4 separate regions of the Homo sapiens genome follow, and regions 2, 3 and 4 are each linked to region 1. Evidence: chromatin loops called from intact Hi-C (ENCODE). Cell type or tissue: Caco-2. All regions are shown on one strand. Region 1 holds the start of DISC1FP1 (DISC1 fusion partner 1). Region 2 overlaps DISC1FP1 (DISC1 fusion partner 1). Region 3 has its middle 91 kb from the start of LINC02748. Region 4 overlaps DISC1FP1 (DISC1 fusion partner 1).

Evidence for each region. Hi-C counts contacts between places; a loop is a spot of excess contacts. Peaks named below come from ENCODE experiments on the same cell type or tissue, not always from the same donor. Only the 100,000 strongest peaks of a DNase experiment are listed, where the experiment ranks them.
Region 2: a loop joins it to region 1, with 8 times the contacts of the local background. A loop is called at or near these places in 2 of 110 quality-filtered maps.
Region 3: it touches region 1 in a loop (17-fold over the local background); 7 of 110 quality-filtered maps call a loop at or near these places.
Region 4: a loop joins it to region 1, with 7 times the contacts of the local background. A loop is called at or near these places in 10 of 110 quality-filtered maps.

The regions. Positions count from the first base shown.
Region 1 is chr11:90,245,243-90,253,242 of GRCh38, forward strand. It overlaps DISC1FP1 (DISC1 fusion partner 1), which reads left to right and starts at 5,990. Exons shown (of 7, transcript NR_104190.1): 1 at 5,990-6,075. In Caco-2, a CTCF peak has its summit at 4,504 (motif pointing right); no DNase peak of the experiment used is centred here.
Region 2 is chr11:90,430,210-90,438,209 of GRCh38, forward strand. All of the region lies in intron 1 of DISC1FP1 (DISC1 fusion partner 1), which reads left to right. Among named protein-coding and RNA genes, the nearest start is that of MIR4490, 120 kb to the right of the region's middle. RefSeq lists a silencer at 4,652-4,946 and an enhancer at 7,756-8,000. In Caco-2, a CTCF peak has its summit at 4,848 (motif pointing left); a DNase peak (open chromatin) is centred at 4,822.
Region 3 is chr11:91,245,257-91,253,256 of GRCh38, forward strand. No RefSeq gene overlaps it. Among named protein-coding and RNA genes, the nearest start is that of LINC02748, 91 kb to the left of the region's middle. In Caco-2, a CTCF peak has its summit at 3,118 (motif pointing left); a DNase peak (open chromatin) is centred at 3,135.
Region 4 is chr11:90,455,822-90,463,821 of GRCh38, forward strand. All of the region lies in intron 1 of DISC1FP1 (DISC1 fusion partner 1), which reads left to right. Among named protein-coding and RNA genes, the nearest start is that of MIR4490, 96 kb to the right of the region's middle. In Caco-2, a CTCF peak has its summit at 3,751; no DNase peak of the experiment used is centred here.

The DNA.
Region 1 (8,000 bases):
GAGTTCAAGACCAGCCTGACCAACATGGTGAAATCCCATCTCTACTAAAAATACAAAAATTAGCTGGGGAGGGATGGGTGGTGGGTGCCTGTAATCCCAGCTACTCGGGAGGCTGAGGCAGGAGAATGGCTTGAACCCAGGAGGCGGAGTGCCATTGCACTCCAGCCTGGGCACCACAGTGAGACTCCGTCTCAAAAAAAAAAACAAGCAAACATTATAGCAGAAAAATTTTATGCATAAAATTAGATTAAATAATCAAATTAGATACAGATTGTGGTGGACTGTGTTAACTAGACAAAGAACTTGCAACTCTTATTTGCAGAGAAGGACCATTGGAAGCTGAATAGAAATAGGTAAACAACCAATTCATGTACCATCATCCATCCAGCCTCCCAAGCCAGAGACATAGCATATCCAGCGATGAGCAGTCACCTTTCACCTTCCTTCATGATAAGTTGTGAATCTGGAATACCATGTAGGATTAGTTACAGACCTAACCCGATGACCTACATACAGCAGGAAGTTCCAACCTCAGGGCTTAAAAAAAGACTTTATTTTGGTAAGCCATGTCATATTGAACACATACATTTATTGCCATTTTCTCCTCAGATTTCACCAAAATTATAGTGTAGGAATAAAAAAAAGTATATAAATCCACAAAGATAAAAGAGATTTAAATAGAAGACTGCAACAAATGATGTCAACTAAGTTTTGTTTTATTTTGTTTATTTTAATTGTCTTTATTTTGGTATATAGGAACTTTTGCATTTTTGTTTCAGTGGTTTTCTGTGTATTAATATCTTTATATAATTACCTCTTTCTTTTCTTACTTGGGCTTCTACTGTTCAGTTTGTCAGCTTTAACTGAGTGACCTTTAACTGCTTTCTACAGGACAATCAATGAGATTATTACATTGTTTTTCTTTCTTCCATCTTCTCTAATTTTTTTTTTACTTTGTCAGTGTATTAGTCTGTTCTCATGCTGCTAATAAAGACATACGTGAGACTGGGTAATTTATAAAGGAAAGAGGTTTAATTGACTCGCACTTCCACATGGCTGTGGAGGCCTCACCATCATGGCTGAAAGTGAATGAGGAGCAAAGTCACCGCTTACATGATGGCAGGCAAGAGAACTTGTGCAGGGGAACTCCCATTTATAAAACCATCAGATCTCGTGAGACTTATTCACTACCACAAGAACAGTATGGGGGAAACTGCCCCCATGATTCAATTATCTCCACTTGCCCCACCTTTGACATGTGGGGATTATTACAATTCACGGTGAGATTTGGGTGGGAACAGAGCAAAGCCATATTAGTCAGTAAATGTAGCATTTGTATAATAGTCTTCCACCCTTAAGCCCAGCTTTATTATGCATTTATAGTTTAAATATATTTATTATATAAATTATTTAATATATGTATATATTAAATTGACCTAAATTTATAAGTATATATTAAATTGATCTAAATTTATTTATTCATTTATAACAAATATATTTAATAAATATGTTCACTGGTTGCCATCCATCTTTTGGCTGCAGTTTCCTCAGTCATTCTTTTGGTCATATAAGGCTTGTACTCTAGTGGAGTCCTCAGAAATAGCCTATGAAAATAATATTCCTTGAGTTCTTACATGTTTAAAATAGCTTTTTCCAAAGGCCTGAAATGTGAAGGAGAGCTTGATATAAAATCCTTTATATACTTCTAGACATTTTTTAAAATGTTGCTTCACTATTATTTTGTTTTTTGTATTGCTTTCTGTAAAGGTTGTACATCTGAGATATGGTGAATGCTATTACAAATTCACTTAAGTAATTTTACATTGAAAATAAAAGTGTTTTATGAATATGAATATAATATGAATACTAATTTTGTTGGAGCACAGCAGGATGGTACAATGTTACGAAATTAAGAAATTTATGAAGCAGAAATATACTTGAGATTAGTGTTGGTGCATTATAATTTTGTTTAGTTAAACTATGATAGTGTACTATTTAAAATATAACTCTGTCAGAATTTACAAATATTTTTGTATACCATAGAATGACTAAACTGAACTTTTTTTGTGATGAAGCCTATGTTGAATTCCTTCCCTTCCTGAAAAACAAACAAACAAAACCTCAGTATGGCTGGACGTTTTCTTCTCTTTCTTCCTAGCATCAATCAAATTTTTAGGAATGTACTAAATTTATTTCACTACTTTGTAAATCAACATAAACACTACTACTCTATTTCACTATTTTGTAAATCAACAAAATGGTATTGCATATTTTATAAATGATTCTTCCAAAATTCAGTTGCATTTTCTTTTCAGAAGGAGCTGAACATCTTTAAACAAAACAGTTAATAAATTTACATTGCCAGAAAACCTTCAACTTTGGAAATTCTTAGAGAGTTGTGATTTTTAAAAATAAAGATTACAAATAAAAATACATTGAACTTTATCCCTACAAAGCAAGGAAAAAACTTAAATGGATACAAAGAGTAGGAGGAACTAGAGATGACAAAGTTGTTATTAAAAAACATAAATATATATTTTTACTCTTTAGCACATGCCTGTGTGCACTCATGCAACCATACACACAGTTATTTGAGGAATACAACTTTTCTAATGTTATTCATATTTGAGTTTCCTCTATAAACAGTAATCTTGATGGAAGTAATTTATTAAATTTTTATATCCAAATTGTGAAATACACTTTCTTATGATAAAATCTTATTTTTTTTTAACTTTTAAAATTTCCTTAATTGGTTTTAATAGCTTCATAAAAGAGCTGAAAAGTATCCCAGCACTTTGGGAGGCAGAGGCGGGCGGATCACGGGGTCAGGAGATGGAGAGCATCCTGGCTAACACAGTGAAATCCCGTCTCTACTAAAAAATACAAAAAATTACCCATGCGTGTTGGCGGGGGCCTGTAGTCCCAGCTACTCGGGAGGCTGAGGCAGGAGAATGGCGTGAACCCGGGAGGCGGAGCTTGCAGTGAGCCGAGATGGCGCCACTGCACTCCAGCCTGGGCGACAGAGCGAGACTCCATCTCACACACACACAAAAAAAACACCTGGAAGTGAGAGGAGTAAACACAAAATAGTGCAAAACTTGTCCAACTTAGGAATGGGAACTGGTGTGTAAATTCTCCCTGATTCTGTCTCAAGTGGAAAATACACCTGAGATGATTTCTACAAGGCTTCTTAGAAAGACTGAGCCCCAAGTAATACTGCAATAATTAGTGCAACAGTGTACTCTAAGGTTTAGTTTTCTTCCTTCCTTTCCGTCTCTTCCCAGTTTCCCACTTCTCTTCTTTGAGATAATTTAACAACAAACAATAAAAAAAAAAACTATCTGCTTACAAGCCTTTGTATTCAGCTCTGCTTTTGGAGAGGACCTAGGCATGAGACAAACTGAAATATTTTGAAGCATAAGCATTTTTACTGAGAATCTTTTTTTTTTAGATTAAAGGTTCAGAAAATGAAATTAATCATATTTCAGAATTTGATGGACTAAATGCTCTACTAATAACAAAAACAAGTTTACAGGCAGAGTGTTCGGAACCGTTGTTGATTAGGAAGAAGAATTTTTTTTGTGCAAAGATGGCTGGCATTTCCAAAAAAATTACATTTCCATTATTATCTAACATCCCAGCTTTTCTATACCATTTCAATTTTTATTAAACTTTAGTTTTTTAAATGGCGCATACAAGTGCTAAATGAATTGCTTTGTTCAGATTTAAATAAACTACCTACAGTTTTGAACTCTTTGACTGAATTTTTGTATATTTGTAGTATACTTTTCTATAATCCTATCAATACAGAAAGTTACTAAGACTTGTAGTTTCTACAAAATTTTATATGCGTGACCCTAACTTTGGAATATTCCAGACCATATTTCTCAAAAAAGTCTATTTTAGAGAGAATTTCTCCTATATCTTCCTTCCAAATCAGTTTGTTATAGCGGGAAATAAGTTTTTAAGGAACATCAGGACATATAAATCCACTCCATATATCTAACTAAAATGTGAACTCCTGGAAGGAAGAAATTTTTGTCTCTTTTTAAAACGATTATATCCTCCGTGTTTAGAGCAATGACTGACATAAGGTAGGTACTCAGTAGATACTTGTTAAATCGAATAAATTAATATATAAGAACTCAATAATAGGAAAGGAGCTCAATAGGTATATTCACAATGAAATCATCACTGAGGTTTTTCTTTAGCCTATAGAATTTGGAGCAAAATTGAACAAAAGCAAATTTCAGTAAGTTTAGAAATATTTATCTTACAATTAACAAAACAGTATGACTAAATATATACACATAAAAAGTCCATGTAGAGTTAAAAGTAAGTTGGCATGAAAGCAGAAGAAGAAATGCTTTTTGATTTTTAAGGGTTAAGTTGAAGTTTCTTTTAAAATAATAAATAACATTATGGATAATTATAGGCTCAGTAAATACTACCAAGTTTAAACATTGGTATAAAAAGATAAATAAATATTGTTTCTGTCCACAAGATGGCAGAAAAGATTTATTTTAGAATCAGTAAACAACCTGTCATTAAACCAAATAATGTGTATCTTAAAAAGCTAATGTGTAAGAAATGCAATTTTTTTTTGTGGTTGTTCCTTAGAGGTAAAACTTCATCAGAAAGGTTCTATCATTGGTGCATAGAGTTTCTGCGACTTTTTATACTTGCCTTCTCCCTTCTCCCTTCTAAACTCTCCACTTTTTTTTTTTTTTTTTTCCTGTGATGCAGCAGTCTCTCTCCCGCCCAGGCTGGAGTGCAGTGGCGGGATCTCGGCTCATTGCAACCTCTGCCTCCCGGGTTCAAGCGATTTTCCTGCCTCAGCCTCCTGAGTAGTTGGGGCCCGCGCCACTACTCCTGGCTAATTTTTGTATTTTTAGTACAGACGGCGTTTCACCATGTTGGCCAAGTTGGTCTCGAGTTCCTGACCTCAAGTGGTCCACCTGCCTCGGCCTCTCAAAGTGCTGGGATTACAGGCCACCGCGCCCGGCCTTATTTCATTTTTTAATATACATCCAGATTAATCTTAAATTAGAAATCTGAACATGTTACTCCCTAACTAAAAATACTTTGATAATTCCTTAAACCACAAGGAATAAAGAATAATCCGGACGGGCGCGGTGGCTCACGCCTGTAATCCCAGCACTTTGGGAGGCGGAGGCGGGCAGAGATCAGACCATCCTGGCTAACACGGTGAAACCCCGCCTCTACTAAAAATACAAAAACAAAAAATTAGCCGGGCCTGGTGGCGGGCGCCTGTAGTCCCAGCTACTCGGGAGGCTGAGGCAGGAGAATGGCGTGAACCCGGGAGGCAGAGCTTGCAGTGAGCTGATCTCGCACCACTGCACTCCAGCCTGGGCAACAGAGCAAGACTCCGTCTCAAAAAAAAAAAAAAAAAAAAAAAAGAATAATCCACTTAGTTTATTCACTCAACCAGTATCAGTAACCATGTTCTCTTTACAAGGCACTATGTATGTATCATGGGCACTAGCAATAGAAACACAAATAATTCACGAAGCTTTCCATTTTGAATATTATAAAGTTGTAAAGATATAGCTGCAAGAAAGCAATTACCTAGAGAATGGTTTGGGGACTGTGAAGGCACAAAACGATAAGGCTTAAGGGTAAATTCGACTATGGATCATCCAGGTCTGGAACTCAGGGAAAATACCTGGGCTTGAGAGGGCAGTTTAGAAATCATCAGCATATAAGTACAATTAAAGAGCTATAAGCATTAGTGGGTAATTTATTATTGACTTATATGGTTTGGCTCTTATGTTCCCACCCAAATCTCATCTGGAATTATAATTACCACGTGTTGGGGGAGGGGCCTGATGGGAGGTGATTCAATCATGTGGCGGACTTCTCTCTTGCTGTACTTGTGAGAGTTAGTGAGTTCTCACGAGATCTGGTTGTTTGAAAGCGTGTAGCACTTCCTCCATCTCCCGGTCTCTTTCCTGTCCTGCCATGGTAAAGAAGTGCTTATTTCCCCTTCGCTTTCCACCACGAATATTTTTCCTGAGGCCTCCCAGTCATGCTTCCTGTTTTGCCTGCAGAACTGTGAGTTAATTACATCTCTTTTCTTCATAAATTACCCAGTCTCGGGTATTTCTTTACAGCAGTCTGAAAACGGAGTAATAACATTGATTCTTAGAGTTATAAATAATAATTACAAACATATTCAAGAGCTACAGAAATGATTAAAGTGAAGTTCACACAGATTATTTCCATTGCCTAACATTTTGACACACATGTATCATATATACACATACACATATATAATATACATATTGATATCTCACACTTATCTTACACATAAACACAACTTTTATGTGTACACTCTAAATATCTATGTATAATATATCTGAGGCAGAAAAATAGGGAATTAGGATAGACAAGGGTTGAGGCATAAGTAAGCAAAGAATAGCAGGTGCAGCCCGTTCTAGGCAAAGGAATAGCAGGTGCAGCCAGTTCTAGGCAAAGGAATAGCAGGTGCAGCCAGTTCTAAGCAAAGGAATAGCAGGTGCAGCCAGTTCTAGGCAAGATTAGGCAGCATACAGGCCACGTCTTCACTCCTGTGATTACAAGACAGAAGTTTCCATTTCAGCCTCTGTTGGGTTGCAGGCCCATCTTTCATAGGGTATAACCAACTGGAGGCCACTAAAGGGCACCTAGGGGTGTTGCCAAGTTATTTTGGCTTTATAAAAACCCTAATTGGAGAGGCTCTTGATCTGCTTGCTACAGCCGGCTCCCACTCTGTGAATTGTTGTCAATAAATCTGTGCTTTCCTTGCTGCATTCTCCGGTTGCTTTGTCTTTCCTTGCTCTGTTCTTTTGTCACTTTGTTTCTGCATTTTGTTCAATTCTTTGTTCAACAGGGCAAGAACCTGGACAACTCTATCCAGTAACATATTTATGTATACATAATACATCATAAATAGTGCCATAATGTGCATCCTGTTTTTGAACTGCAATTCACTTAACAGTAACTCAGGAAGAGGGAGGTGGAGGACACAGCAAGTAAGACTGAAAAAGTATGGCCAGGAAGCTAAATAAGAATCTAGAGAATGAGGTCATGTAAGACAAGAATTGAAAGACTTTTCGGAATGGATAATTTATTGTCAAATGCTGCACAATTAAGAACCGAAACAAGAACTAAGAACTATTGACTGGATTTGGCAATTAGACTGGATGTGACCTCTGCCAGAACAGCTTCAGTAGCATGGCAGGGTGGGAACCTGATTGCTGTGTTGAGACGCAAAGAGGGGGCGTTAGTAATCATGAACTGTTTCTATGAGAAAGTCCCTTTGAAAAGACAGGGGAAAAACATTCTCTTTTCTCCACAGCCTCATCAACGTTTGTTATCTTTTGTCTTTTTAATAATAGTCATCCTAAAGGTGTAAGGTGATATTTTATGGTGGTTTGATTTGCATTTCCCTGATGATTAGAGATGTTGAGTACTTTTTCATATGCCTGTTCACCATCTGAATTTCTTCTTTTGATACGTGTTTATTTAAGTACTTTGCCGAATTTTTAATTCAGTTATTTATACTTTTGGTACTGAGTTGTATAAGTTCTTTATATATTTTGGGTATTAACTTCTTATTAGGTGAATGGTTTGCAAATGCTTTTTCCAATTCCATCAGTTGCCTTTTGATTTAGGTGATTGCTTCCTTTGCTGTGCAGAACTTTTTAATTTCATGTAATACTGGATATCTATTTTTGCTTTTGTTGCCATATCCAAAAACATATTGCCAAGACCACTGTCAAAAAGCTTTTTCCCTATGTTTTCTTCTAGGAGTTTTACAGTTGCATGTTGTTTAAGTCTCTAATTCATTATAGATTGGTTTTTGTACGTGCGTGATAGGGGTTCAATTTAATTTTTTTTTTTTGCATGTGGATAACCAGTTTTCCAAACACCAATTTTTTCTTTCTTAATAAACTATACCCATTATGTGTTCTTGGCACCCTAGTAGAAGATACATT
Region 2 (8,000 bases), 180 kb after region 1:
ATGTGGGTAGTAGAAGATCAGACAGTTATTTTAGGTAATTAAGTTTAGCAGTAGCATGAAAATGGTTTTGGGCAGGTGAGAAACCTGAGTTTAAAAGATCAAGTTAGGAGGATATTTTAGAAAAAAGAGTAATTGTAACAAAATCCTCCTTTTGTACTAGCAGCCACCTTGAAGGTATAAGTTGTTTTTTTTTTTTTAATTATCCACTTAAATTTGTGTCGGCAGCGTATCTAGAAATAGAAAAGAAATATGAATTTAAGATGTAAATTGGTTACCTAAATAATTCTTAATAGAAGTCCAAGAGTGGTAAACATGATACATATTTTACATACCCATGAAGTGAGAAAAAGAGAAAAACCTTATATTAAATATCAATAATAATGATATAAAAATCAATATATGCAGGTACATTTCTTGATATAACAGCCACTGTATGCAGTTGTATTTCTTAAACTTTTTTTTCTGTAATGAATGGAAATAAACACATTTAAGGATGTTAGAATTTCTTCTGCCTTACTCTCAGAATAATTTCCAAAAAGGGCTTATGGAAAAGGAGAGAGAAAAAATAGCCAAAACAATTTATGAAAAAAATCCAACTGGATATCTAACAAATGCAAATGAGGAATAGAAGCAGACAAGAGCAGGTAGCAGTAATTATTGCCATCTGATAGTCAAGGATAGAGAAAAGGCCCTTTTAAATTCCGTTTACTTTTCACCAAATTTCAGGATGAAAATTACCCATGATATCACCCTTTCGAATGTGAATATATTGCGTGAGGGAGCTTGTCTGAGCCTGAAGTTGCCCAGTAGAGATTAGAATGGAAGGATTAGATAACAGGTGTGCTTGTTTTAACAATGTGTAATTCTGTGAAAATTCAAGGTCCTTCTAGTATTGTTAATTAATAGCTTTATGAAATCCCACCTCAGTCCTCTTCCCATAGGCTTTGCTTCTTTTTGCTTCCCTACTCTCATTACAGGTAAGCCAAATGTATTAGAACTTGGTGCGTGGCTGAGGGGTGTCCATGGAGAAACCTATTTGGAGTAAGCAGATTTGAATTACAAGAAACAAGAACTGTATTATGCAAATGTTCTATTAAAATTACTCTAAAATTGAATTTAAATTACACCGCTCCACACAGAATTAGGCATTGAAAATGACAATAGATCTGAAATGTAGTGGGCTCTGAAAGTTCTTTGTGACTAGGCCTTTACAGCCAGAAAAAAAGGTAATGGGCAGCAAGACCATTCAGAGAAAGGGACAGAAACACATGAAAAAGACTCTAGTATGAATGAGTGTCCAAGAGATTGTTAATAGCCAATATAACATTTTAAAGCATGTTTTTTTCTCTACATATTTAGATAAGAATGATCATATTACATATTTAGATAACAATTACCTTATTGCGCCGCTACAATGCTTTTTTTACTTTCTTAGAAGAATATGCCAAAAAGTACTTTAAGTATAGCAATGTATAAATTATAGTCTTTGTGCTGTGTTGAGCAAGTCCATGGAATTGGCCACCTGAAAGAGAGAATTCTTAATTGCCTGAGAATGATTACTAGTCTTATGTTTGTGAAGAACTTCCATCATTCAAAAGGCAAGCCTCTTCATTGTTAAGACTCAAAAATAAAGATACTTTAGTTAGGTGGAAAGGGTTGGTATGAAAAGCTGCAACACTTTAATTTTTGCTATTAAAATCACAGAAATTATGCAAATATTTTAAATTCTATAAATTGTATGAAAAATTCCTTCTCTTATTTTTTTTCTTTAGCAGCAGAGAATTCCAGGGCATAACCCACTTTCTGAACATATCCTCTTTTCCTTCTCTTTCTCTGATTATCTCTGAAGCTGCGTTTGAGGATAAGCCAGTCAATGAAGTTCTATCTAGTATGCTGGTATAAGAGGGGGCACCTACCATCACCGCTAATTCTCTGTAGCTGGAAGCAATTCTTTCCATTTTTTAGCGATCTTATAATCAGTCAAATCAGTGTTACTATTGGGGTAGACATACATATCTGGAGACCTCAACAGGGGAATGTAGTATAGGAAGAGCTGATAATTGGCCACTCTTTTTTTCAAAAATAAATTTATATTTGGGGTACATGTGAAGGTTTGTTATGTAGGTAAACTCGTGTCTTGGGGGTTTGTTGTACAGATTATTTCATCACCCAGGTATTAAGCTCAGTACCCAATAGTTATCTTTCCTGCCCTTCTCTCTCCTCCCACCCTCCACCCTCCAATAGGCCCTACTGCCTGTTGTTTTCTTCTTTGTGTTCATGAGCTTTCATCATTTACCTCCCACTTATAAGTAAGAAGATGTGGTATTTGGTTTCTGATCCTGCATTAGTTTTCTAAGGATAAAGCCTCCAGCTCCACCCATGTTCCCACAAAAGACATGATTTCATTCTTTTTTATGGGTGCCTATTATTCCATGGTATATATGTGTCACGTTATCTTTATCCAATCTGTCATTGATGGGCATTTAGGTTGATGCCATGTCTTTGCTATTGTGAATACTGCTGCAGTGTACATTTGTGTACATGTGTCTTTATGGTAGAATGATTTATATTTGTCTAGGTATATACACTCTAATGCATTTGCTAGGTCAAATGGTAGTTGGGCTTTTATTTCTTCGAGGAATCATCATACTGCTTTCCACAATGGTTGAAATAATTTACATGCCCACCAACAGTGTATAAGTGTTTCATTTTCTCTGCAACCTTGCCAGCATCTGTTACTTTTTGACTTTTTAATAATATCCATTCTGACTGGTGTGAGATGGTATCTCATTGTGGTTTTGATCATATATAATCAACCACAGCAATCTTTTCTAATGAGTTAGAACTTGGCTTCAGATCCTTGTTAACACAGAACTCTAATTAGCCTCTATTGCTTGATAAAATTTTCCATAAAGACAAAGCCCATTTTGTAATAGATGCATAAACCCAAGAGTCTAAAAAACTGTTTTCTGGTCCTGGTTCTACCACTTGAGCAACTCACCGAGCTTCATTTAGCTTCCTTAAACCTTAGTTTGACTAAGACATGTCTGGGAGCTTAACTGCTAACTTGGAGTTCCTTTCTTCCCTCATACAGAGAGTTTTAGAAGTTTTCACAAAGATTTTATGAGTTATACAATTTATTAACTTTCCAAGTTTCTTCTCAGTTTTTCTGTCTGCCAGTAATACTACACAGCTATCTGTATGACAGGACTGAGAATTCCAGCATCTTTGGTCATGTTTGCATTTCTATAGATAAGATCTGTATCTTGTTTTTGAAGATGGTTGGTGTTTGGGGGTGGTGGCCAGGGGTGTATATGGTTCTAAAGGGGTTCATAACAGTTATAGGCAGACATATATTGGCATGAAGGAATATTTTTCAGTTCTATATAAGATACTAAACTATCCAAGTTCTTCTAACTTTAGGAAGTTTTGTCAAACAGGGAAGTTCTTAGTTCATATTGTTTATAGTATCAGATCTATGTATACTTATTAATCTTATACCTCAATAACATTTATTTTCTACCTCAATACAATGGCAATTATGAAAATAACCACTAGTTTGCAAATATGTCATCTCATCCCTAAATAGAGATGAAGTTGCTTTAGTTTTCAGGTGCTATTTATTCCTTCATTAACATTATTCATTGTCTAGAGTCTTCCATGTGCCCGGCCCAGGGTCAGGAACTATGCATATAAAGATGAGAAATCTGCTCTCAAGAAGCTCAAGTTCCAATGAGGAAAGCAGACATGTACATGAATTATTATGCTATGTGAAACACTAGAATAGAGATAAGTTGAAAATACTTTAGATAATAGAAGAAAAGTGCAACTAGCTTTTGTCTTTACCCCTTCCACGTCTGTACTTTTTCATCATCCATGTTCTCAAGTGGTTTCATCACTGATAGCTATGCTAATTCTCTTGGTAACTGCTTAAGAATATTGCTGAGTTTCTGTTGGAAAAGAATGTCTTTAGTCATGACTAGGAGACTATTTTGATCAAAGAGATTGAATTTACTAATTCCAATATTTGAAGGGCAACATCATATTTAGTTCTTGGGAACTCCTTTCACAATATCTTGGCCATTTTACCATCAAAGCTAAGAGAAAATAAATGGCCATTCTCTGCTACCTCATTGAGACTTCCCTTCCAGTTCTGGGCTCCTTCCTGAGATAGCTGCTACATTTTCAGGATGCTAATACAGGGTATGATCTCACTATTCAGGTGTGATCCTCCTCTCTCTCACAGTGTACAGAATTTGTACTAAAATTCCCATGAGTATATTGCAATATAATAACACAATCACAACACTCACATAACTCCACAATCCAAAATTAGTATTTCCTCTCTCCCTCCAATTACAAACAGGCAATAATTTCTTGATTGCTTGTGTTTCCTGGCAAATTTCCTTTAATTAGTATGCCTGGTTTCCTGACACTAGCTGGAGTAACCTGGTTGGAAACTTATTTTCTAGGCTGGAAGTAAAGCTTCAAAAAGTTTTCACCACACAAATATATCTTTACACAAAGATACAGATTCACACAGTAGACATAAAGCAAACATGCCTTATTTACTCCTTGGGTCAGTAGAGAGAAAACAGGAGGAATCTTAACCGAAAGAATAATTAAGAGTTGAAATGTCTTATACAAGTTGAGATTTGACATATGTTAATGTTAAAGAAGAGCAGGTATAGTTGTTCAAAATCCCTACTGGTCCTCAAGGAGGATTCTCACTTCTGTCATCTGCTCTCAGAGTTTCCAATAGTAGTGGCACTGACTGATTAGAGTCCTGTTGCCTTAGGCTGCCTTTTCCAACAGTTATCAAATCCTCTTATGCCTCCTGCTGGTTGCAGGGCTGACCATTTTTCATATTAGCCAAGCATTTAAGGCTCTGAGTTACTCAAGAATCCCAAGAATTAACTATTTAGGGACTAAATTGCAAAAGCAAGAGTAATCAACTAGCCCTTTAAAAAATTATAAGTAAAATCTACTCAACACAGAACATTGATTTCTAAACAAAATATTATTTTCAAGTTTCATTAGCCAAATGTCGATACATAGCCTGTAATCATCTTGAGACCACAAAAATAATAGCTCAGTATATCACAAAGTAATGTTTTTCTGAGAGATCCACAGGAGGTGGATTGACCTGAACACCTTGCAAGACATGAATTCACATGCATTTTCAGCATGTCTTCTCCAACTTGATGAAAAAAATTCCAATCATAATACCTAGGATAACCCAACCTCCTTAGTCTTTTCAGTATTTAATATGGAATCACTATTTTGTAGAACTTACTTTAGTGATTCACTCATAGAATGTCATGTTATATTATTTATGTATGCGGCAGCCCACTGAACTGTGAAGAGATTTAAACTGTGTCTCCTTACTTATTCCCTGACAGTTTGCACATAACAAAGTATATACTCTTACTATTATTTGTGGGGTCTGCCGACTATTATAGTCTACTGAATAAATGTAAATAGTTACTTTCTACCCAGAACCTCCATAGTGCCTGCACTGAATCTCAACATTTTCCCCTCCATATTTTCATCTGCTTAGTCACTCTGTTCATTCAGTGACTATTTTTCTTCAGTCTCTTCTCATCATCTTGTCAAAGTCATAAATTGCTAAACATACCTGCATGACTATCTATATTACACTAAAATTATATTTATTCACTGCATATAAAAATAAAACAAAATGAATTTTTTTAAGCTCGAGTGCGTATTATTTTCCCACAGAATTGTCAAACCACTGCAATGTTTCTTTTCTTCTCTTCTACCAACCCCATCCTCAGTATAAAGAATAGTTCTAATCATAAAATTAGAATTGGTAGTAGGAGTAGTACAATGAACAGCATAAAATTAATGGCCTGGGCACATAGTTGAGCCTATTATTACACATTTATAAGCTAAATTTATATTTATATTTTTGAAAGCTATGCCTAGAATATCATAGTATAGCCAAAGGAGAATAAAAAATGTTATTGGTATTCTCTTCACATTATCATTTTCTAAAACATAGCTTTAAATTAATTTTACCTGAGTCCATTTTCTTCTCTTTCTCCAGCTCAACTCTTCATACTTAAATTCCATTAGTTGGTTTCCTCATCTCCAAAGCAGGGACATAAATAATAATACCTATATTTCAAAGACAATATGAAGGTTAAATTGAGCAAAGCAAATGAAAAATATTCTTTGAGCTGTACATTGATATACAAATAGATTTCTGTTATTTCCATTGGAGGAGTGTTTAGATATTATAAGGCACACTAGGGATAAGGTTTATTTGGCAGCTGCCTTGTCACTCCAAATAAATTTATTTATCATGTATTTATTGAGGAATTTATAGCCTCTAGAGAATTTTCTCTGTGAGAGCACTGCTTTTGAATTTTTTTGTTTCTTCTCCCACTCCACCCCTTTGGCTAGTTGAATTCTAGACAAATAATGTCTTACTTAGCTGGGTAGCTAAGCTGCAACTAAATTCTCCAGGGATTTTCTATAATATGGATTCAACGCTTAGGAAAATTCAACTTAAAAGTGGAAAACATCTCTTAACTAGAGAATTATCTCCTTCAAGTTCTGTCTTCAGAAGTGATTTCTGTCTTAAGGTCTACCAAGTATTCTTGGCTTTTGTTCCTGCATATTTTTCCAGGTTTAAAGTGTATTTTTCCACTTAATTAGACTGTAAGCAATTCTAATGTCATTTTTGTTTCTGATATATTGGTTTCTACAATATTTTGATTTTGATTGGTGATAACAAAATGGTAGTAATAATTATAAGGGTCTTAGTTTAAATATTTTCAAGTGGTATACTTGAGAGCTTCATTGATACAAGTTATATGTGTTTCATTGTGAAATAAATTATATACAGTAAGACCTATTTTAAAAATAACAATTTATTATAGAAAGGTGGTTTTGGCCAGTACTTTTCAAAAATTAAAAAAAAAGACTAAAATATATACTTTTTTTAGAATAAGCTTTTCCTTTTTTGTTGTTGTTTCATATCATATGGTCTCTTAAATAGCCCTTATGGCATTTAAATGATGTGATTTCCCTAAAATTATTAGCAATGTATGTAAGGATTTATGGCATGAAGTATATGTGGATATTTAAAATGGGGAAATTTTGTGATTAACAAGTTTAAACAAATAGCAGATAAATTTGTAAAATTTATAGTTGTGAATAAACCGTGTCCAAACATATTCAGTGACTATTACTAAAACATTATTATCATGCTATGATCTTTTCTGCTTGTGCATTGTAGTTCAAAGGTGTTGATAAGGGTTGATGCAGTGGAATTGGGCTTTCTAGCTTCAATGGGAACAACAGGATTACAGAATGGAGAGGCCAGATATACAGCTTAATTCAAAGGGATAAGGTGGGCAGAGTTATTACAATAATCTACACTGGGATGGAAAGATAATTAGAATATCTCATTCAAAGAGATCTACCAAATAGCTAATTGATCAAAGTGTCTTAGGAATGAAAACAATAAGCAGACTACCAATGTGCTTCTTGATTTATATATGATATGTATAACATATATCAAGATTTATATTGATTCTATATGCTATTACATAAATAAAACTACATATGAGATAACACTACACTCACACAGTAAATTCTCATTATACTCACTATTTGCAGTAGTTATATTCTATAAAGTTGCCATGAACACTTAATTAAGTGAATATTGTACTATTGCTCCAAAGGTAAATACAGGGATATGTTCTTGTGAGCTTCTGTTCACAATATTTCATCAACTAATTATCAGACAACCCTATTTAATGTGTTTTTGTTTAAAGGCACTTTATTTACTATATATAGTTGATTCATGAACATTGAACTCATGGCCAACAACACTATAATTTACATATGTATGAAGTTTATCTAACACGCTATTTTCTTCGTAAAGCGTATCATAGCCTTATTGAACTTAGGAGCACTATACAGGACTTCAGCTCTGTGCTCAGGGATCATTGTAAGCAGCAAAATCA
Region 3 (8,000 bases), 1.0 Mb after region 1:
CTGTAGAAATAAAAAGTAACTCAGAAATGATCTATAGAAGTAGCGACAATGCACAGGAGACTTAACAAACTCCAGAGCATGGTGCTTGCAGCAGAAGAGATATCCAGGTCAGTAATTTAACAACAAACTCCAAAAATAAAAATGCAAATGTTCATCTTATCACTTATATATTAGGTAATTCAGGTGTGCATTATAGAGTGCTAAGTTGTCATAAGGACTCATGTGAGGTCTTTTCATGGTCTTTGATGATGGGATCATCTCATGTACACAAAGTACCACTAACGAGGTCCTGGATATTTGATGAGGAATATTTTCCAGAGTGGAAGAAGGTAGATCTGTAACAGTTCTATACTGGGCACTATCATAGGCTATTTACATGTATTATTACCAAAAATCTTCACAATGACTGTAGTAGTAGGTACAATTGTCCCAATTATATACATGGGGAAAATGCCATCAGTGATAGATGATTGTCTGTTCCAGTTCAAATCTTATTCATTATGCTATTTCAGGCATGTGATTTAACATTATTGATATGCAGTTTTTAATATATAATATGTGTATAGTAATAATGTATACATTTTATTACATCTGTATTCTAATACACAAAATGTGTAAAATAGTTAGCATATTATTATGGTAATAATAACAAAGAATTATAATGCAATAAAGCACCATGATAACATAACCTAAACATGCTTTGCAATAGCCCATCATTTCTTTCACCCAAACCTGGTTCTCAAATGGAGGCAGGCAAAAGTTTTTATACCTGGTGAAAATGTGATTGGGATAAAGAAATTAGAAGGGAGGGAATAGGTAAAAAAAAAAAAAAAAGAAGGGAAACAAGGAAGTAAAATGTGGGTCCTCATGTCACCAGTAATCTACTAATCTCTTGACCTAGTGTCTTTCAATAGAGTGAGAGAAACAGGTGTCAATTAACTGGGAAGTTTTGGAAGTCCCAAACATTTAGAAAACTCCAAGTCCTTCCCATTCATTTTTAAGGTACAGCTAAAAAATATCAGCAGGTACACTAAACAGCAGTTGGAACTGGGAAATATTTGGGTCACAAAGGCCACACTGGAATTTCTAATTGCCAGCTGTGCAGATTAACTACAGTTATTTCATTAACCTTCTAATAACCAATCCTTAATTTTACTTGAATGAGATTTTTTTGGGACAAAATCTATCAAATCATGACAGTGTTTTCCTTTAATAATAACCAGTATTATATACTGAGATTTTTCTCTATTCCTATCACTGCCTTAATCACTATTTGTTACATATTAATAACATGAATTCTCACTTAATAACCCTAATCTTGTGACATTGGTACCATTATTATCCCTCATTCGCACATGAGGGAATTGAGGCTTAGAGAGGCTAAGCCAAAACTAGTCAACAAGGTTACACATTGTTTTGGTTATCAACTGAAGTGTGACAACCACTCAGAAATTTAATAGCTTGAAAACATCCATCATTCTATTTGCTCTATATTCTACCAGTCAGAGATTTGCAGGATCTCTGGATTCTACCACAGATTGGACTGGAACGAGTAGAGGCACCATGGGGCAGCACTACAGGGCTGGACATGAGGGTGGGGGCATCACAAGGTCTAGGGTGTCATTTGGAGGTGGCTTCAATGGCTGGGGCTGGATAGGACAGCTGGGTGAGCCATATGTCTGTTATTTATTTTGTTTATTGTAATTGTTTATTGTCTAGGTCCCTTGCTATTTATCCACAATTCTGGCATGAGTCCTGCATGGTGATCTCATGCTTGCAAACGAGTTTTCCAAAAGACAAGTCAATTAAAAAAGTGTTTATTAAGTCTCTGCTTGCATCACTTTTGTTAACATCTCACTGGCCACAACGAGTCACATGAAAAAGTACTGTGACTGTGGGAGAGGATTAAACAATGTCTAGAAGACAAGAGATACAATACTGGCACTTTAGAGAGCTTTGAGACCCACCAGAAAGTACATTTGGACTAGGCTTACGTTTGCATGTGTGTGTGGAGGGGAGAAGGTTTGTCATTGGAGACTAGAGCGGGAGAAAAATAGAACTACATAATTTCAGAGAGACACCATCTATCTAGTTCAGCCTTTCATTTTACATGTAAATAAATTGGAGCCACAATAGAAAAGTGCCAGGCTAGGCACATAAATCTAACTATTGTCAAAGACTAGATTCAGAATGCAGATGACACCAAAATCCAAAGGAGAAGCTCTAATGGAGAGTTTGCAGCATGCGGTAATAGTGAAGAATGTGAGTAGAATGCATGGGCTGAACACAGCTGAAGTGGAGATTAAAAGAGCCAATCAGTGGACAGTCTGAGAGTCCAATCCTGTGAAGTTGCTTTTAAGTAACCCACTTGAGAATTAATTTGCATTGTCCCTTGCCTGCACTGGTCAAGCTGAAACACCATATCCCTTTCACACATCACTGCCTAATATCTTTCTACTTATTATTTCCTTGGAGTACTTGAACTCTGCTGTTCGTCTACATATCTACATCAGAATATCTATGTTGTGGTGTAAGCTCCTAAAAAGCAAAAGGTAAATTATCTTAAATACAGCGTAAAGTAAAATTAAGTATGTAATAAAGGCTTTGGGATTATGAAAATGAGGAAATATGTATGGTGCCTTAAATTCATCTAGGGAATCATATCTACAGCATCTCCTGTGTAGCATATTTTGTGCTATTTAATACAGAGTTTACATTTAATCAACATAAAACTATAAAGTAAGTATGTTTTGAATCCTTCGTTTTTTCCACAAATGAGGAAACTAAAGGTGAAGATGGCTAAATGGCTTTCCCACTTGTCATACAGCTAGTAAATGAAACATCATAGATTTAAAATTTGACCATTATCCTTGTGCTACTTTTTCTTTAGTGCAACTAAACCATGGTCCCAAGTAATATAGGATAGGATATGCAAAACCCAGCAAGGTGTGAATGCAGTGTCAGACTTTTACACTTAACATAATTTTGTAAAAATTACGTAACCTCTATGAGTTTGAGTATTTTCATTTGAGAAATGAGAGTTGGACAAGATTATTTCTTACATGCACTTCACCTCCAGAATGTTTATAGCATTCACGGAAAATTGCCAAGGCAATGATATTCAATGCAGCGCCATCTGGTGTTTACCGATGAGATTAGCTGACAGTTCTTGTTAAATGAAAAGAAAAAGAAAAAGAAAAAGAAAAAACAGCAAAATAACTCCAAAATATATAAGTGATAAATATGCACTATGTACCCAAGATACATCCCACTGCAGATTTTATTCATTTTCTTGTATAATGTTTATAAAGTATGTGTTAAAATATCAAAAGCATTACACTAACTGGATTCTTGTACAATGTCACATACAGAGATAGACACTGCCTTCACATATAAATGGAGTAGATTATACCTGCACATTTCACATTCACAATAAAATAAGTAATAGGTCCCATCATTGCATAGAAACACCTAATTTCTATGCAATTAGGGTTAAATACATTTTAATCCCATGTAGCTACATGCATTTGACAGTAACCAGCACTGTTGTATTTGAACTGTGTAATTATACACTGGATCTCTCAGAGGCAGAAAATGTATAATTATGAAGTTCCCTACAGTATTAAAAAAACACAACTGTGTGGTGCTAGGGAGAAATCACAATGGGGATACACTGCCTGTGATTCCACATCCCTAACTTCAGTGTCTACTTAACTTCCAATACAGTGTAATTAGGCATGGGTTGAGTTGGAAGATGAACCATATCTAATATATTAACAGCATCTCTTATTCACAAATAGCTAAAGAGCATTCCACCAGTCATGCCAACAGCTTCCCTTACACATAACACAAGCAATTTGCCATTCCACCTAGAGTCACCACTATTATATTTTTTGCTTTCAAAACAAGATTCTGAAAATATTTCCCCAAGCCACTCAAAATGCAGCCTTTGTATGGGTATTATATAGAGTTCCTAGATGCATGAAACATAATTTCACAGGGGAGTTAAAGTGATGAGGTATGCTCAGTAAGTAAAAAGGAATGCAAACTAAACAGGGCTATATGTTGGATTTCTTGTCTGCTTTCTCGATAGATGAGCGCTACAGAGACTTTCTAAAGGACATGGCTAAAGGATTTGGCTTATATTTTGAAATTCTTATGGCACTTAATTATAAAGTCCTTCACTTAAATTTGCTTAAAAGTTAATTAAATATCTATAGAATTTGGGAGAAGAGTCTTTATAGCAACTTGCATGAAAACCTTAATGCATACAGGCTTCACATGAGCCAATGAGATGATATGCTAAGAAAGTGTCTTGGGCAGTATTAGTGAGTGCAATGTCTACCTTAGGAAATAGCAGCCCCACAATGCCACGATAAAGAGTCTAAATGTCCTAGAGAAGGTAGGGAAATGAAATCAAGTAAAACCAAAAACTGAAAGAACATATGTTTAATTTAGTCTTAGAGGGAAGTCATATAATGATCAAATTAAAAATTTCAGATAGTTAAAAGTAGTATGTAAAGTGAAAAAAGGGATGCAATAGAAAATATGCAGAAAGCAGAAACTGAAATAAAGTGAGAAAGGTATAACTTTTCTAATAAAGTGAGAGTTGAGGTGGAAGATCAATAATAAGAGAGAGGCAGCTTTGCAGGAGTCTCAAGAAAAAATTCTAGGTATGAACAAAAACAAGTGCAAAGTTCCTGGGACAAACAATGAAAGAACCAGAGAATCTGGAGTAGAAGAACAGGAGAATTGTAAGCAGTGACCACTTTCATACTGGGTGTAAAAACAAGATTAACGTTGTTCGGGAATAAAACTGGAAAAGGGTGAAAGAATTAAAGCATCCTAACTATGAAGTCAAGTTATATGTGAAAATGGATCATGTAATGGAATCCAATTTATTCTCCTATATTTTAAACCAGCTGTTAATGATTCTAATTTAAAGATCTTATGCTACACAGCAATTATCATTGTATGCACAAGTTTTGTAGGTATTTGTCTTTTATGTCATTTCTATACAATTAAATGAGCATTAATAAGATAAAAAACATTTCAGAGTATTAAAAGCTATTTATGGATTCATACATGATTAGTTTATTGCTGATTTTAAAATAAATCAAAATGTTTAGACTCTGACTATTAAGATGTACAAGAGAGTTGATTTTTCTAATTTTTTTTAAGTTAGTCATAGAAGGAGATTCTATTGTTTCTTTCTATAGAAGGTATGGTCTTTCTTAGGAAGAATATACTATAAAGTTTGTGAATACTAACCATGACTGCCATTCACAAAACGTAAGAACTTGGAGAAGTCATTGAATCTCTCTAAGCCTGTTGCTTCATATGTAAAAATGAGATTGCAATATATGGCTTATATCTTTATCATAATTTTCTCCAGTCTAACATTCTGTGATTATGTTTATATGCCATCCTAGGAAAATCTCTGTATATTCTTTCCCTTACAGTAGAATTTTATTCTTGTAATAGACTATTCCTATAATATACATGATGTATATTAAAAATATATATTCTTATAATACAGTTTTAAAATGTGAATATTCTGATGTGTTTTTCCAATCTTAATGTACTTTACCAACATGGTCTCTCCTGTCTACCACACATTCCCCATTTTATTTTAGATAATATTGTTATTTTCTCATCACACCTAAATTTCTACTACTTTTTATTATTATTTATTAAACTTTAAGTTCCAGTATACATGTGCAGAACTATGCAGGTTTGTTAAGTAGGTATACATGTGCCATGGTGGTTTGCTGTACCCATCAACCCACCATCTAGGTTTTAAGCCTCACATGCATTAGGTATTTGTCCTAATGCTCTCCCTCCCCTTACCCCCAACCCCCTGACAGGCCCTGGTATGTGATGTTCCCCTCCCTGTGTCCATGTGTTCTCATTGTTCAGCTCCCACTTATGAGTGAGAACATGCGGTGTTTGGTTTTCTGTTCCTGTGTTAGTTTGCTGAAAATGATGGTTTCCAGATTCATCCATGTCCCTGCAAAGGACATGAACTCATTTTATTTTTATGAATGCATAGTATTCCATGGTGTATATGTGCCCCATTTTCTTTATCCAGTCTATGATTGATGGATATTAGGGTTGGTTCCAAGTCTTTGCTATTGTGAATAGCACTGCAATAAACATATGTGTGCATATGTCTTTATAGTAGAATGATTTATAATCCTTTAGGTATATACCCAGTAATTAGATTGCTGGATCAAATTGTGTTTCTGGTTCTAGATCCTGAGGAATTGCCACAGTCTTCCACAACGGTTGAACTAATTTATACTCCCACAAATAGTGCAAAAGCATTCCTATTTCTCCGTATCCTCTCCAGCATCTGTTGTTTCCTGACTTCTTAATGATCATCATTCTAACTGGCGTGAGATGGTATCTAGTTGTGTGTGTGTTTTTTTTTTTTTTGCATTGCTCTAATGACCAGTGATGTTGAGCTATTTTTCATATGTTGGTTGGCCACATAAATGTCTTCTTTTGAGAAGTGTCTGTTTATATCATTTGCCCACTTTTTGATGGAGTTGTTTTTTTCTTCTAAATTTGTTTAAGTTCCTTGCAGATTCTGGATATTTGACCTTTGTCAGATGGATAGATTGAAAAAATCTCCTCACGTTTTGTAGGTTGCCTGTTCAATCTGATGATAGTTCCTTTGCTGTGCAGAAACTCTTTAGTTTAATCAGATCCCATTTGCCAGTTTTGGCTTTTGTTGCCATTGCTTGTAATGTTCTAGTCATGAAGTCTTTGCCTATGCCTATGCCCTGAGTGGTATTAACTAGGTTTTCTTGTAGGGTTTTTATGGTTTTAGGTTTTATGTTTAAGCCCTTAATCCATCTTGAGTTAATTTTTGTATAAGATGTAAGGAAGGAGTCCAATTTCGGTTTTCTCCATATGGCTAGCCAGTTTCCCGAGCACCACTTATTAAATAGGCAATTCTTCCCCCATTGCTTGTTTTTGTCAAGTTTGTCAAAGATCAGATGATTGTAGATGTGTAGTATTATTTCGGAGGCCTCTGTTCTGTTCCATTGGTCAATATGTCTGTTTTGGTACCAGTACCATGCTGTTTTGTTTGCTGTAAGCTTGTAGCATAGTTTCAAGTCAGGTAGCATGATGCTTCCAGCTTTTTACTTTTTGCTTAGGATTGTGTTGGCTATATGGGGTATTTTTTATGTGAAATTTAAAGCAATCTTTTCAGCTCTGTGAAGAAAGTCAATGGTAGGTTGATGGGGATAGCATTGAATCTATAGATTACTTTGGGCAGTGTGGTCATTTTCACGATATTGGTTCTTCCTTTCCATGAGCATGGAATGTTTTTCTATTTGTTTGTGTCCTCTCTTATTTTTTGAGCAGTGGTTTGTTGTTATCCTTGAAGAGGTCCTTCACATCCCTTGTAAATTGTATTCCTAGGTATTTTATTCTCTTTGTATCAATTGTGAATGGGAGTTCACTCATGATTTGGCTCTCTGCTTTTCTATTCTTGGTGTATAGGAATTCTTGTGATATTTGCACATTGATTTAGTATCCTGAGACTTTCCTGAAGTTGCTTATCAGCTTAAGGAGTTTTGGGCTGAGCTGATGGGGTTTTCTAAATATGCAATCATGTCATCTGCTAACAGATACAATTTGACTTCCTTTCTTCCTATTTGAATACCCTTTATTTTTTTCTCTTGCCTGATTGCCCTGGCCAGAACTTCCAATACTATGTTGAATAGTAGTAGTGAGAGAGGGTATCCTTGTCTTGTGCTGATTTTCAAAGAGAATGCTGCTAGCTTTTGCCCGTTCAATATGATATTGGCTGTGGGTTTGTCATAAATAGCTCTTATTATTTTTAGATATGTTCCATCAATACCTAGTTTATTGAGAGTTTTTAGCATGAAGTTGTGTTGAATTTTACTGAAGGTCTTTTCTGCATCTATTGAGATAATCATGCAGTTTTTGTCTTTGGTTATGTTTATGTGATTGTTTATGTTTGT
Region 4 (8,000 bases), 210 kb after region 1:
GGCCCCCTGGGTCCCACCTTTATCTCTCAAACTGTCTTTTTCTGAATCCTTTGACTCTTCCGGACTTTGTCACCCCCACGACCTGGTGTTGGGTCTGATCACCCCAACATAGACAAATGAAACAAAATAGAGAATTCAGAAATAAACCCATACACCTACAGCCATCTGATCTTTGACAAAATTGACAAAAATAAGCAATGGGGAAAAGATTCCCTATTCAATAAATGATGCTGTGCTAACTGGCTTGCCATGTGTGGAAGAATGAAACTGGTCCCTTAATTTTCACCATCTACAAAAATTAACTCAAGATGCATGAAGGACTCAAATGTAAGACCTCAAATTATAAGAGTCCTAGAAAAACCTAGGAAATACCATTCTGGACTTTGGCTTTGGGAAAGAATTTATGACTAAGTTCTCAAAAGCAATTGCAACAAAACCAAAAATAGACAAGTGGGACCTAATTAAAGACCTTCTGCACAGCAGAATAAACTATCAACAGAGTAAGCAGAAAATCTACAGAATGAAAAAATACATTTGCAAACTGTGCATCAAAGGTTTAATATCCAGAATATATAAGAAACGTAAACAATTTCTTTTTTAGAGACTCAGTCTCACTCTGTCACCCAGGCTGGAGTGCAGTGGCATGATCTCGGCTCACCACATCCTCTGCCTCCTGGGTTCAAGCCATTCTCCTGCCTCAGCATCTCAACCCAAGTAGCTGGGATTACAGGTGCCCACCACCATGCCTGGCTTTTTTTTTTTTTTTTTTTTTTTTGGTAGAGATGGGGTTTCACCATGTTGGTCAGGCTGGTCTCGAACTCCTGACCTCAAGTGATCCACCCGCCTTGACCTCCCAAAGTGCTGGGATTACAGATGTGAGCCACCATGCCCAGCCAAGAAACTTAAACAATTTAACAAGCAAAAAACAGATAACAGCATTAAAAAGAGACGTGAACATAACACTTCTCAAAAGAAGACATACAAGTGGCCAACAAACATATGAAAAAATGCTCAACATCTTTAACTGTCAAAGAAGTACACATCAAAACCACAATGAGATTCCATCTCACACAAGTCAGAATGGCCATTATTAAAAATTCAAAAGACAACAGACGCTGGCAAGGCTGTGGAGAAAAGGGAATGCTTATACACTGTTGGTAGAAATGTAAATTAATTCAGCCACTGTGGAAAGCAATTTGGAGGTATCTCAAAGAACTTAAAACAGGTCAGGTGCAGTGGCTCACACCTGTAATCCCAACACTTTGGGAGGCTGAGGCTGGTGGATCATGAGGTCAGGAGTTCTAGACCAGCCTGGCCAAGATGGTGAAACCCTGTCTCTACTACAAATACAAAAATTAGCCAGACGTGGGGGCACCTGCCTGTAATCCTAGCTACTCGGGAGGCTGAGGCAGAGAATTGCTGGAACCCGGGAGGTAGAGGTTGCAGTGAGCTGAGATCGCACCACTGCACTCCTGCCTGGGTGACAGAGCAAGACCCCGTCTCAAAACAAAAACAAACAAACAAAAAAAACTTAAAACGGAACTTCCATTTGACCCAGTAATGTCATCACTGGGTATATACCTAAGGGAAAAGAAATCATTTTACCAAAGAGGCACGTGCACTCATATGTTCATCACAGCACTACTCACAATAGAAAAGACATGGAATCAACCTAGATGCTCCATCAATGGTGGATTGGATAAAGAAAATGTGGAACATAGACACCATGGAATACTACATAGCCATAACAAAGAACAAAATCATTTCCTTTACAGCAACATAGATACAGTTGGAAGCCATGATCCTAAGTGAATTAACAGAAACAGAAAACTGAATACAATGTATTAAGCATTGTGTACACATGCACATAAGTTGGGAACAATGGGCACTGCAGACAGACTGGGGAGAGAGGGAAGTGGGCAAGGTCTGAAAAAATCCCCATTAGGTACTATGCTCACTACTTTAGTGATGGGATCATTTGTACCCCAAACTTCAGTGTCACTCAATATATCCGTATTATGAACCTACACATATACCCCCTGAATCTAAAATAAAATTGAAATTATAAAAGAAAAACAAATGAAACAAAAAGCAAAAATATAATGTATGTGTAAATATCACATTAATAACTTTTTGAAATATATTAATAGGGGAAATCTATCAGTATTTCAGATTATTTTTCTGGTCATTTTAGAACTTTTTATATATTTTCAAGTTCTACAAAATGGATAATTATTGATTTTATGATCAGAAGCAAAGTTTTAAAATTTCTCCTGCCCATATTGAGCAAAGCCACGCTTTTAAATGAGATAACACTACTTATTTCTGTGTATGAATGTGCTAGAAATTTCATGTACATATTATTTTGATATCTTTCTGTCTATAGACTATCTAATAATAGTATCCAGTACCCAACACATGTAGCATGGTAAGTTCTCAATAAATATTCATTGAATATTTATAAACATTATTATTATTTGAAGCACTCTCATACACAACTGAAAGTTGTACTGAATTGTATTTATTTAAAGTATGTCTTTAAGGTACTTCAGTATTTGCTTACTAATCTTTTACTATGGGAATGTTTAATTTGTTAGTATGAGCATCTCGCATTATATGAGGAAAAATAGAGCTAGATGGGTGAAGTAACTTAGAGCACATCAATCAGCTGAAAAGATGAGATATGAATGCAAATTATCTGTCATGCTAGAAGTCTTTCTGGTATATGCTGCACTTTAATTTTAGTAATAATATTATAAAAAATAATTGAAAATCTGGTCTATCCTTACATTATGGTGTTGGTGTTGCCACATACTGTCATAAATTTTATAATCAATCCAACAAAAATACTAACCCTGGCCATCTCTCCTTCCATTCTCCAAATATTTCAATTTTGCATCCATTAATAGAAGTTTTTTTATAGCAGTCTGTGACCTGGCAAACAATCAAAAATGCTAAAGTCAGATTTTTTTTTTCCTGGCTGCTTTTTATTTCATTTCCTCATTTCTTTTTATGAGATTGGTTTATGTTATTTGATTTCTCATTAAATTTTATATTTGTGAGTTTATGATTTCTCAGTTGTGCCAAGACTCCCTTGCTGCAAGTGATAGTAACAAGATAGATGACTTTGAGGAGTACAGTTTATTAGATTAAAAAATTTGTGTCTATATGCTTTTCTCCCAAGAGCATTCTATTTATTGTTTTAAAGAAAACCTACAGGTCTCTATGTTCTAAATTCTGTTTGAGTTCTTTAAAAACCATTATTTATGTCATCAATGCAGCAGCAAATAAAAATCAGATTTATAAATGCTTTTTGTTTCATATTTTACCATTTATGACTAGGGCTTATAAAAGTAAACCATAGCCATAGAACTAGGGTGGAAATTGACTGAATCTCCTGGAACGTTGTTACTTTTTAAAAAAATGAGAATAATAATAACTCTCTTTTCTTCCTAGGACTGTTGTAAAGTCAAATGAACAAATATTAATAAAAATGTGCAGAAATGGGAAATACTGCTATTGTAATTGTTTTCCTTTGTATTGAAACACGATTTACATAGTGGTGGACATTATTTGCATATCTAATTTTTCTACAATGTTCAGATGACTCTCTCTGGCTTACCTTTCACATAATCCCCAAGGGAGGTGTTTGGTTTCATCTTATATCAGTAAGTGTGATAGTTCTCAGGGCTCTTGTAGTTTGTGTCTCAATATTTTAGAAATTCAAGGGGAATTTAAAAGATATTTACCAGCGATTTCATGGTTCCATTTATAGTACTATGACCTCTGGTGGAGTCATTGAGTTATAGCAGGGTTTATTTATGTAGGAACCAGAGGTTAATTAGTAAAATATTTTAGACTTGCACTTTTAATATTTTAAAAAATTATGTAGTTGCTGTATGAGTAATAAAATTAATGTAACATTATTCCATAATAGTACAATTATATTAAAAGCTTCTAATAAGTATTTGCATATTTTCTTAAAATAACTAAAAATTTTTAAATATAGGCCAAGTGCAGTGGCTCACGCCTGTAATCCCAGCACTTTGGGAGGCTGAGGCGGGCAGATCACGAGGTCGGGAGATTGAGACCATCCTGGCTAACACAGTGTAATCCCGTCTCTACTAAAAGTACAAAAAAATTAGCCAGGCATGGTGCTAAGCACCTGCAGTCCCAGCTACTCAGGAGGCTGAGGCAGGAGAATCGCTTGAACCCGGGAGGCAGAGGTTTCAGTGAGCCGAGATCGCACCACTGCACTCCAGCCTGGGTGACAGAGTGAGACTCTGTCTCATATTATTAATAATGATAATAATAATAATGATTTTAAAATCATTTTGAATTAAAATGTTATATTTCTGTTTATAGAAAAATTTTTTACTTAGGAGCCATGAAATTCTTCCAAATGGGGTGTGTGTATGTGTGTGTTTGTGTGTGTGTATTTAACCATTGTTCGTGGAGAATCCATATAGCTTTAAACTGAATATTTGAAACATCATGATCTAATAAAGAATGAAGTCCACTGTCCTACAAATTTGGAACAGCTAAGCTACACAATATGTGCTTTCTTTCTTCAGAATGTGGATTCGAGGGGAAACCCGTAAGATTAGCCAAAAATGACTAAATAATGTTTTCTGGCAGCACAACATTGTGAAGGTCATTCTCCCAATTCTCTTCATATTGAACTTTGGAGAGACCATGGTAAAGGTGAAAAAATATTCAGTGAAATGGCTGGAAGAGAAAGTCAGATTTAGGTGAAAAGAAGAAGAAAGCTAAATTAATGCTATGAAAAAATTTTAATCACAGTGAGGTGAAAGTTGCTGGTAAATGAGAAGCCTATTTTCTAACCTCAGCTCTAATGAAGAAATTTTTCATGCAACTGTACTATCATAAAATCTTTTGGTTGCAAGTGACAGAAATTCTGTTTTCTCTAGCTTAGGCCAAAGAGAAAATTGCCTTTTTGATGAGAGAACAAATTTTGTATGATTCTAATTCTTTAAAGTTTATTGACATTTATTTATGTCTCAGAATACAATTTATATTGGTAAATGTTCCAAAGGTACCTGAATTAAAAAAATAAAGAGTCCTTCTGCATGTGTTGAGGCAAGAATTCTAAAATATTAAATAGGTCAATTTGTTTGATATTGTTGCTCAAGTATTCTATGTCCTTGGTGATTTTCTGCTTGTTCTATCAATTACTGTATTGGGGAGTTGCAATTTCCAGTTGGACTTGTGGATATTTCTATTCATCTTTTCATTTTTGTTATTATTTACTTCATGTGTTTTGAACTTCTGTTATATATTTTAGAATTGTCTGTTTCTTCTGGCAGTCCTATCCTTTTTTGATTCATGTGTTTTAAAGTTTTCTGATTTGGTGCATAAATGTTTACAGTTGGTATGTCCTCTTAATGAATTGATCCCTTTATCATTGTGAACTGATCCTCTTTAACCTTAGTAATAGTCTTTGGTCTCAAATCCAGCTTTATTTTGTTTAGTGTTTGCATGGTGTATCTTTTATCTATTCTTTTAATTTTGACATAGTTCTTTATCTTTCAAGTGGATTTCTTGAGGGAAATATGTACAATGGTACTATTTTCAAAACACCCAACCTGGCACTCTGCTTCTTAGTTGAGTACTCAGCCTATTTTAAAGTTATTGTGGATATCATTGGGTATAAGCTACCATTTTCTTTTTATTATTTGTGTTTTTTATTTGATCATTCTTTTTTCTCCCTTTTTGAGGGTTTTACTGGCTTATTAGGTATATACCTTTTAAAACTGATTTACTTATGATTCATATTTTAAATTATTCACTTCAGTTTATCACAGTGTGCCTTTAAGTGTTATTAAATTTTACGTATTATGTAAGGACCTTAAAAAAGCACACTTCCAATTTCTCCTCTTTCTACATTTGTGCTATCATCATACATTCTACTTTACATTTATCATGACCTAACAATACATTGTTTTTATTTTTCCTTTAAAATTTGTTGTAGTCAGCTCTGCTGGTGGTTAATTTTTGCAGCTTCTCTATACCTCTTTTTTTTTTTTTTTTTTTTTTTGAGATGGAGTCTGGCTCTGTGGCCCAGGCTGGAGTGCAGTGGCATGATCTCGGCTCACTGCAAGCTCCGTCTCCCGGGTTCACGCCATTCTCCTGCCTCAGCCTCCCAAGTAGCTGGGACTACAGGCCCCCGCCACCACGCCCGGCTAATTTTTTGTATTTTTAGTAGAGACGGGGTTTCACCGTGTTAGCCAGGATGGTCTCAATCTCCTGACCTCATGATCTGCCCGCCTTGGCCTCTGAAAGTGCTGGGATTACAGGCGTGAGCCACCGAGCCAGGCCAATTGATGCCAATTATTTACAAAATCGTGTACAAAACAAATGAGAAGACAACACTTCCCATCTTGTTACCATTGTAATCATGATTACAAAAGCAGACAATGACATCTCAAGGAAAGTAAATGACAGACTAATACATGTGAAAATAAAGGCACAATTGAGATAGGAATAGCACTGGGTAGTCGTAGGAGGATGGAAAAAAAACAAACAATAGCTAAAACAGGAATTAGGCAAAAAAAAAAAAAAAAAAGAAAGAAAACAGAAAACCCAAAATAAGGGAGAACAAAGAGAAAATGACCAATACTCTTGTCACGGAGACATGTCCATAACTCTTCCAGGCAAACCCAAATAAGGGTGAAAGGGGCAGTAACCAGGAGACCTGAAATCCACTGTTTTCCAGAATACTTAATGATTATTCCAACCCCCTAATTAAAGACACACCCATCAAATTAGAAATCCAAACTCCGCTGTGCGTAACTCATTCTCATGAGGATGCCCACACTTCTCTAGGTGGCTACTTTTGCTTTACAGTAAAAGCTTCTTGGCTTTTACTTTATTGTGAGCTATCCTCGAATTCTTTCTCATGCTGATGACAAGAACAGCTAGACTGGTTGGGGCTGGGATCTCACATCATCTGGAGACCAACCTTAGCCCTCCGGCAACACAGTGATGCACAGCAAATCTCTAGAGCTTATATATTTTTCTTTACTGAAACTTTTCGCCCACTGCTTGGTAGTAACTCCTATTTGCCTCTTCCCCCAGCTCCTAGCAACCACCATTCCACTCTTTTTTTTTTTTGACAAATAAAACTATACGTATGTACTATGTACAACACACTATTTTAAAGGATATATACATTGTGAAATGACTGGCTTTAGCTAATTAACATATTCATTAGCTCGCATTATTATTTTTATGGTGAGAACACTTTGCATCCAGTCTGTTACCATTATTCATGGTTGCAAAAAAGTAGATCTCAAAAAAGTAGAGGGTAGAATGGTGGATGTCAGAGGCTGGAGTGGGTGGGAGGTGTGGAATTGGGGAGATGTTGGTCAAACGATACCAAATTTCAGTTAGAAGGAAAAAGTTCAAGAGGATCTATTCCACAGTATGGTTACTGTAGTTAACCACATATTGTGTTCTATTCTATTCTGTGATTCCATAAATTTGAATATTTTTGATATCTCATATGTCTTGGTGCTGTTATAACAAAATAGCATAGACTATGTAATTTATAAACAACATAAACTTATTTCTCACATTTCTGGAGGCCTAGAAGTCCAAGATCAAGGTGCTGGCAGGTTCAGTGTCAGGTGAGGGCTGCTTGCAAGATGACACCTTTTTGTTATATCTTCTAGAGGGGGGAACCTGTGTCTTCACAGACAAAAGGGGTTGAAGAACAGAAGGGCACCTACATGGTTATCTCTGCCCCTTCTGTAAGGAATTCATCCTATTTATGAGGGCAGAGCGTTCATAGCCTCATCAATGGCCTAAAGATGCATCTCTTAATGCTGTTATAGCAGAGATGAATTTAACATAAATTTTGCCTTTAAATACTAGACGTAAGATGCTAACTTAGATCTTCTGATACCAAATGGGTTGTTGTATTTCATACCACAGATGCCTCTATAACATGTTAACATTTAAATAACTTCACATAATGG